Regions from separate parts of the Homo sapiens genome. Here region 2 is linked to region 1. The links are chromatin contacts, found by Hi-C in ENCODE. All regions are on one chromosome and are shown on one strand. Each heading gives the region's core, a stretch centred on a gene start or an enhancer-like site at or near the end of the contact. The rest is flanking DNA. Distances are from core to core; before and after follow the strand shown.

Evidence for each region. Hi-C counts contacts between places; a loop is a spot of excess contacts on that map. Pooled maps may share reads with other maps.
Region 2: a map with no recorded cell type shows a loop between it and region 1 (7-fold over the local background). The contact joins the promoter of JAK1 here to the enhancer-like site in region 1. A Hi-C loop is called at or near these places in 3 of 37 single-sample maps with no recorded cell type and 2 of 50 pooled maps.

The regions. Positions count from the first base shown.
Region 1 is chr1:64,169,592-64,173,617 of GRCh38, forward strand. All of the region lies in intron 8 of ROR1 (receptor tyrosine kinase like orphan receptor 1), which reads left to right. Among named protein-coding and RNA genes, the nearest start is that of UBE2U, 32 kb to the right of the region's middle. Within about 2 kb of position 2,565, at least 8 of the 41 ENCODE cell types and tissues checked have a DNase peak (open chromatin) inside an H3K27ac peak, as active enhancers do.
Region 2 is chr1:64,963,329-64,967,836 of GRCh38, forward strand. It overlaps JAK1 (Janus kinase 1), which reads right to left and starts at 3,221. Exons shown (of 25, transcript NM_002227.4): 1 at 3,005-3,221. RefSeq lists a silencer at 2,566-3,445.

The DNA.
Region 1 (4,026 bases), core at 1,315-3,814:
TTCAAATCTCATTTCCTTACATTTTAAAACCAATCATCCCCTCCCAAAAGTCCCCCAAAGTCTCAACTCATTTCGGCATTAACTCAGAAGTCCACAGTCCAAAGTCTCATCCAAGACAACGCAAGTCCCTTCTGCCTATGAGCCTGTAAAATCAAAAGCAAGTTAGTTACTTCCCAGATACAGTGGGGGTACAGGCATTGGGTAAATACAGCCATTCCAAATGGGAGAAATTGGCCAAAAAACAAAGGGGCTACAGGCCCCATGCAAGTCCAAAATCCAGCAGGGCAGTCAAATCTTAAGGCTCCAAAATGATCTCCTTTGACTCCATGTCTCACATCCAGGTGACTCTGATGCAAGCAGTGCATCAGACACCTCTGCACCTTTGCAGGGTAGAGTACCCCTCCTGGCTGCTTTCATGGGCTGGCATTGAGTGTCTGGGACTTTTCCAGACTCACAGTGCAAGCTGTTGGTGGGTCTACCATTCTGGGGTCTGGAGGACAGTGGCTCTCTTCTCACAGGTCCACTAGGCAGTGCCCCATTAGGGACTTGTTATGGAGGCTCCAACCCCACATTTCCCTTCTACACTGCCCTAGCAGAGGTTCTCCATGAGGGCCTCACCCCTGCAGCAAACTTCTGCCTGGGCATCCAGGCATTTCCATACATCCTCTGAAATCTAGGTGGAGATTCCCAAACCTCAATTCTTGACTTCTGTGCACCTGCAGGCTCAACACCACATGGAAGCTGCCAAGCCTTGGGACCTCCAACCTCTGAAGCCACAGCACGAGCTGTACCTTGACCCCTTTTAGTCATAGCTGGAGTGGCTGGGACACAGGGCACTAAGTACCTAGACTGCACACAGCAGAGGGACCCTGGTCCCAGCCCACAAAACCATTTTCTCCTCCTAAACCTCTGGGTGATGGGAGGGGCTGCCGTGAAGACCTCTGACATGCCTTGGAGACATTTTCCCCATTATCTTGGTGATTAACATTTGGCTTCTCATTACTTATGCAAATTTCTGCAGCCAGCTTGAATTTCTCCTCAAAAAATGGGATTTTATTTTCTATTGCATTGTCAGGCTGCAAATATTCCAAGCTTTTGTTCTGTTTTCCTTTTAAAACTGAATGCCTTTAACAGCACCCAAATCACCTCTTGAATGCTTTGCTGCTTAGAAATTTCTTCCGCCAAATACCCTAAATCATCTCTCTCAAGTTCAAAGTTCCACAAATCTCTAGGGCAGGGGAAAAATGCCGCCAGTCTCTTTGCTAAAACATAACAAGAGTCACCTCTGCTTCAGTTCCCAACAAGTTCCTCATCTCCATCTGAGACCACCTAAGTCTGGATTTCATTGTCCTTATCATTATCAGCATTTTGGTCAAAGCCATTCAACAAGTCTCCAGGGAGTTCCAAACTTTCCCACATTTTCCTGTCTTCTTCTAAGCCCTCCAAACTGTTCCAACCTCTGCCTGTTACCCAGTTCCAAAGTCACTTCCACATTTTCGGGTATCTTTTCAGCAGCACCCCACTCTACTGGTACCAATTTACAATATTAGTCCATTTTCACACTGCTGATAAAGACACACCTGAGACTGGGAAGAAAAAGAGGCTTAATGGACTTACAGTTCCACATGGCTGGGAGCGCCTCACAATCATGACGGAAGGCAAGGAGGAGCAAGTCACATCTTACGTGGATGGCAGCAGGCACAGAGAGAGCTTATGCAGGGAAACTCCCCCTTATAGAACCATCAGATCTCATGAGACTTAGTCACTATCACAAGAACAGCATGGGAAAGATCTGCCCCCTGACTCAATTACCTCCCACCAGGTCCCTCCCACAACATGTGGGAATTCAAGATGAGATGTGAGTGGGGACACAGCCAAACCATATCATGAGGCAAGCACAAATGCCATGTGAAACCTGCTATTCTTCTGTAGACACTTGTGTCCAGCCAGAATCAGCTTCAAAAGAATAGCATAGATTTGAAAAAGGGCAGCAGTCAGTCTTGGGACATTAGAACATGGGGAATTAACTGGCCTTGAGTGAAAGGGACCACAGGGGGAGGTTTGGAGCTGACTTATGAATATGGATCCTGTTTCAGCACCTACTGTTGTTAAAGCCCCGTTTCTGTCCCAGAGAACCACCCTGGGCTCGATTCCCTGCACCCTAATGTAGCTCTGTTTTTCATCTGTGTGTCTACTTCAAGTTAGACTCAAAAGTAGAGCAATTATATGACATTATGTTCAAGGCAAAAAGTGACAGAGCAGGCTTCATGTTGCATACAAATGTTGGCAGCTATTGCAAAATCCTCACCGCATATCCTATGGTAATCACTTCCTTAAAGTAAGCAGGAAATAGGTTAGTAGTAGGCTGCTTCACCAGGAGTCATTTCAAATGTATTGTCACCTAAGGTATAACTTCCCAAAGATGGAAAGAGATAAAGCCACTGAGTCTGCCCTCTTTATCCATCTACAGCCACCAAGGTAATTACAGTTTTTAAAAACGCTACTCATAGTTCATTGCTTTCATATCTAAAGTTAAGAGATCTAAAAGTTCCCCCACATCCCCACTTAGCAGTCATGACTAAGGTGAAAAAAGCCACCAGTATCAGCCTGGTCTCTCTTATCAGCAGTTTAGAAAGTACTACAATTTTCCCATCTGACTCACATCTAAATGACTCGCATCTAAAATGTTTTTCCTTAATTTTCCTTCCGTAAAGAGTTCATTTAAACTCTAATACTGTTGCTTTTCAAAAATTTCTAAAGAAAGAAGCATCTTGGAACAATGTATTAACTTCTGCATCAACTTTTATTTCATATAATAATTTTATATAATTTTTTAAAGGCAGATGTGTGTTTACTTTGAGAAGTAAAAATGTTAACATTGAAACTGAAAGCCTGTTTCAGTTTTAAGGTACTTAATTGCCTTACAGCATATAATAAACCGAGGCCATCTTGTCCTTCAACTAATGGAGGGAGTGATAAAGAGATAGGAGCCCGGGACCCTATTCATTCCAGTTTTCCTTTGTACTTGGTTTACTTTGGCACCATGCCTCATGTGTATTTTACACTTCTTTACATTTTGTACATCCCTGTATGACAAATACTTGTCAAACAAAAACTAAACAGATTTATAACCCCTTAACTTGAAATGAGCCAAAATTGAACTGCCAAAACTTTATGACTTCATTTTCTTTCATAGTTTTCCACCACATTGGTTCAAACAGACAAACTCCACTTGAGGTCAAGCAGAGGTCATTTCACTTTCATTACTAAAATATAATTTACAATATGCCAGACCTAAACAAGTTTAGCCTAAAGGGTTTGTATAATGTAAACCATCTGTTCCTCAACAATACAGCTAATTTCCTGCCATCACCGTACAGTCTACTGACTGCTTCTTTAAGGGTTTTTATGATTTTTTAACTAGTTCAGGATTTATGTAAAATTTGAAAATGAGTCTATAGTTAGGATTCATTTGTACCAAGTAACTTGAGCACCTTAAAAATGCAAATCACTGTGGAAATTGTTCCCCTGAAACCAAGCTAGGAGCATTTTTTTTCTGGGCACTTCTTTGCTGGCAGCTGCACAGGTGTTCGAAGGGAAGATTTTGTGGACTCTGCCATTTTAGATGCTTTCCATGCCTCTTTGCAAAGCAAACCCCCCAAATTTAGTTTTCAGTAGCTCTAGTAAATGACTCCTTGGAGAAGACTTGGGATTATATGCTATATGGCCCACTGGATATTGGTGAGATAGGACAAGATACACTTTGGGGTAAAATCTACTTTCTTTCATGTGTCTGAACAGGGAGGAAGAACAATTATAATTCCATAGAGTGACCACATACTGAAGGCTAACCTAGCTCTGTGAGGTGGCAGGCCTCTCAGGCTGAGCCTCCAGAGACATTCGGCTTCAATCTGGGATTGCTGGCCAGCAGGCTTCTCTGGTTTCAAACAGAATGCTGGGGCCGAAAAACAGAGAGCCTTGGAGTTGCAAGTGTGGCTCTTTCGGCTCTCCTGAAAATTCTTGATA
Region 2 (4,508 bases), core at 1,971-4,470, 790 kb after region 1:
TTCTACTTTCCTATATTTTCTAATTTTTCTATAGTGAATTCTCCTTATTGTTATGATGGGAAAAATAACCTTTGCTTAAAGAAATTATAGAGCTAAAAAGTACATGTTCTGACAATAAGAAAACTAAGTATACTAAAAAAACCTTTACCCCAAAAAATGAATAACAAAGAATTCGATAATATCAAACCATCCACAGGCGGCTTTTTACTCAACATATTGCCTTAACCCTGGTTCCCTCAACTACCGGTAAATCTAATGATTCACTTATGAAAAATACTCTTCATATTAGTTATGATTTGCATAGCACGTCACAGTTTCCATGCATTATTTACCTGACTTCCCCCCAAAACTCTGCGAGATGACCAGGGAGAATATTTTTATCTCCATTTTGCAAATGAAGAAAAGAGGTGCCCTGAAGTGAAAAAATTTGCCACAAGAGCCCAGATCTTCTTGCTCCTTACTCAGTATTCCAAAGCAGGACTTCTTAACCTGGGCACTACTGAGATGGATAATTCTTTGTTTGGGATGGGGGGCTGTCTTGTGCGTTATAGGATGTTTAGTAGCATCCCTAGCCTCTAACCACTAGATGCCTACCAGTAGCACCGCTCCCTTCCCCCAAGTTGTAACAACCAAAAATGTCTCCAGAAACTGCAAATATCTCATTGGGTGCAAAATCATACCCTTACTAGTCTAAAAAAATCTGAAAGTTCCTTCCAACACTCCTGTTCAATGACAAGGTTCCATATACCACTGAGCCACAATAATCACAGAACATCCAATGTTCCTTCTTCAGCGAGATTCCATTAATAAGCCAATTCCCCATCCACTTAAAATAATGGTTTTAAATGTGAAAATGAACAAGAAAAATTTATTTGTATGAATATTCACATCTCAGACAATAAATCTTCTAACAGCATGCTATTATCTTATCAGGACATAAGGACATACAAAATGGGATGTGTCTTTGAGGGGAAAAAAACACCAGAGGAATCTGAGAATTAGAAAACACAGATCATGGTCTTTGCTATGCAGTTATACCTTAGTGTTCTCTTGTTCTCTCTACACAAATGAGTATCAACCTACACGTTCTCAATGCTTGTTTCAGTCGGAAGTATATGGCTTTAGCCAAGCTCATGTTAAGATCCTAAATTACAACAACTGAAATGTAGTTATATTTTAGGAAATGTTTGAATTATTTTACCTATATCTAATTTATGCATTCTCTACAATCATTTCCCAATGGTAGTAAATAATTAGTATAGTATGAAATGGAGGAAACCATTTAAACTGGCTGTATTCAGTGTGGAGTATCACACTGCAATCCTAGCAGTAAAAAAACATAGTTTTGTATCTATTTGCAGAAACTAAGACTCAGTCAAAGCACTTAGTTAATATGATATACAGAATTAAGAAGAGGTTATGATTATTCCTATTTATAATGTCCAAAGTCATTCCAGTATGATGTCTTCACATCTTTAAATGTGATCTGGATCTATACAGGGGAGACATTTTCTCCACATTACAAAGCATATTGTACCAGAAATGTCTGGAACCCTGGTGGTCTCCATTAATCTTCACCACAAAGTACAAAAGAACACATTGATCCTTCAATGAAAATAATCCCCTGGTCTTGGAAAACATCAGAGTCACCAAAAGCAAAATCAAGAAACAACACATAATGGGGTTTTGGAAAGGGAAGAACAAAGATTCAATCAATACGAATTGCTCATCTTAAACAAAATCTACTGTGCCTATACCCATATTTAACTCAAATCTTTTCTTCAAAAAATAAAAAAATAGCCAAAACCAAACACGCCCTGATTTACATCTCTCTCTGCATTATTCTCATCACTTAACTACCCATGTTTTACTCCCTGAAAGAAGTAATGACAATTTTATACCACTGTAAATTCCTGCCAGTGAGAGAAAAACCCTATGACTTGGGGGGAAAAGTGTCAATGACATGTATAGCGATGTACTCAACCAGGGGCAGAAGGCAGCTCACAGCCACGTAGTAAGAAGAGTGGCAGGAAGGACGGGGTCCCCTTCCCCAGGAACACACAGGAAATCATGGAGTGCAAACCCTCCAAAAAACGTGTGCACAAACACCTGGCAAACATCGCATCTTTTATCTAGAAGTTCCGTGGTAAACACACATCCAAGGAGCCCACATCCCAGGGACCCTGGGGAGTGACTTTGGAGGAGTGTCTATTAGTCCTCCGATGCTCCCGGTCGCCGACGATGCGCGGATGGAGTTGGAGTGAGGGAGCCAGAGACCAGCCCCAGTTTCGGTTAATCAGTCCCTTTCCAGTGGGATTCGCAATTCCCCGGGTAGTTCTCTCCCACTGTTCCCCTTCCCTGGTCCTCTCGCCCAGGGTCTCCTTTCCCACTTCTCGCTGGCTACCTGAGGCCTGGTTCCTAACAGAACCTAAGAGGGGAGGGGGCGTTTCCCGAGTTCGCGGACGCCCAACACCCAGCTCCAAATCCCAGAAACTTTCCCTCGCTGAGACCGCAAGGAAGGAAAAAAGCTAAGACCCTCAGCCTCCTTCCTGGGGCCGAAGAAGAAAACCTTTCTGCGCTGCCACCCCGGCCGGGAGCTGGCGGTCAAGTTCGCGGTACAAGGAGCTAGGGACGTCAGCCCTCCAGCCCGCGCCTGTATCTCGGGGTGGTATAAACAGGATGTCAGACAGCGCGCTCCGGGCTTGTTTATGAAAACTTGCCGTGCGCGCTGGGGGAGGGGGCGGCCTGGCTTAACCGCTCTTCTCCCGGCCGGGGGCCCCCGCCCGGCGACCTCCTCGCCGCCCGCCGGCTCCGCGGGGCTGGAAATCCCCGCCTTCCCCGCCCGAGCCGCGGGGTCCTGAGCTGCGCTCAGGAGCAGCCCGGGCCGCGCAGCCTAAGGACCGACCAAGAGCGGTGGCCGCGCCTCCGGCCAGTCCGGGCTGCGCGCCCCTCGCCTGCCGACCGCGGCCGCCCCGGCTCCTCCACCTCCCCCGGTGACACTCACCACTTCCGTGTGCGCCTGGGCCAGGCAGCGCCCCGTCGCTGCGCTGGCTGGGGTCGACCGGCAGGCTCGCTAGGCGGCCAGCCCCGCGGGGCCCCAGCGTGCGCGCGCCCAGGGCTGAGGAGGGGTCGCGGCGAGGACAGCCGGGACTGGGCGCAGGCCCGCACTGTCTGCAGCTCCAGGATACTCCGCGGCCGCCGCGGCCTGCGCTCAGCGACGCACCGCCTCCCGTCCCGCCCCGCCCCGCCCCGCGGCCGGCCCCACCCCCGTGGCCGCCGGGCCCACCCCCTCGCGACGTCACCAGCGGCAGCCCCGGAAAGCGGGGCGGGGTCGCGGTCCCGGCGGAGACTCTGCGCCTCCGGCCTACCCGCCCCGCCCCCATCCGGCTTCGCTCGCGAAGCTGCCCCCACTCGTCTCTGTTCACCGCGTCCTCTAGATTCTAGAATCTAGAAACTCATCTAGGACGCGAGGTCATCTATCGCGGGGAGTAAAATTGCCAGGATTCGCCCGTAGATTGACCCCTCCCAGCTCTGGAGCCCCCTCCGCCACACCTTTGTGCGCTCGATGCAGAAATGCATCCCGCCTCCTCCGTATACGCTCCGCTTCTTACCCCAGCTCAGTAGGAGAGGAGCTAGTGGAGCACTAGACTAAAAAGAATTTAACAATACAGCCCCCAGCTTGGACAAGCTACTGCAGATCCAACCCATTCCGTATTTTAAAAGCTCTTTACGAAAAAAAAAAAAGCATATGCATAATAGGAATTAGAACTACATTCACTGATACCTAATGCATGTACAGCGCTTTTCATTTTTTACTAATAACCTCTCAAAGTAGTAGCATCATCTTATCCATGAGGAACAAATTAAGTCTTTAGTGTCTTAATCAAGGTCACACTGTAGCCAAGATTCATACTTCGTAGGCAGTCCACGGACAAATCCTAACAATTTTATTTCCTTAGGTATCTCTCCAATCAGTTCACTTGTCTATGTTCCGGCAACACGGTCCGAGCTGCCACCATCTCTCACCTGAAGGGACCACGAACATCTCTTAAATCGTCACTCCATTCACTCCAGCCCCCAATTAATTCTCTACAATGAACTTTTAAAAATTCAAATCTGTTCCACACACTCCCATGCTTAAAACACTCCAGCGACTTCCCCCTGACAATCCCTGGATGAAAATCCTCCGAGGCCGTGCACGGTCAGAATTCTGCAGCTTCAGGGCTGTGGACAGAGGCTGCCCCACCTGTGCTGACTTCACTAACCCTGCTGGACAGTTCCTGATCACTTGAGTTACTGCAACTGAAACTGAGCAAGATATTCTGGGTGTGGAATAAAGTCAAGCATCCGAATTAGACTACTGAATTTGAGGTTTGGCCTCCACCAGTAACCACCTGTGTTGCCCTAAACAATTCTTAGTTGACTCAATTCTCAGTGGAGCAGCAGACAAAAGGATCTCCAAAGTGCCTTCCAGAAGTACAGAAAAGAGGACCAAAGAAGACCGGAGA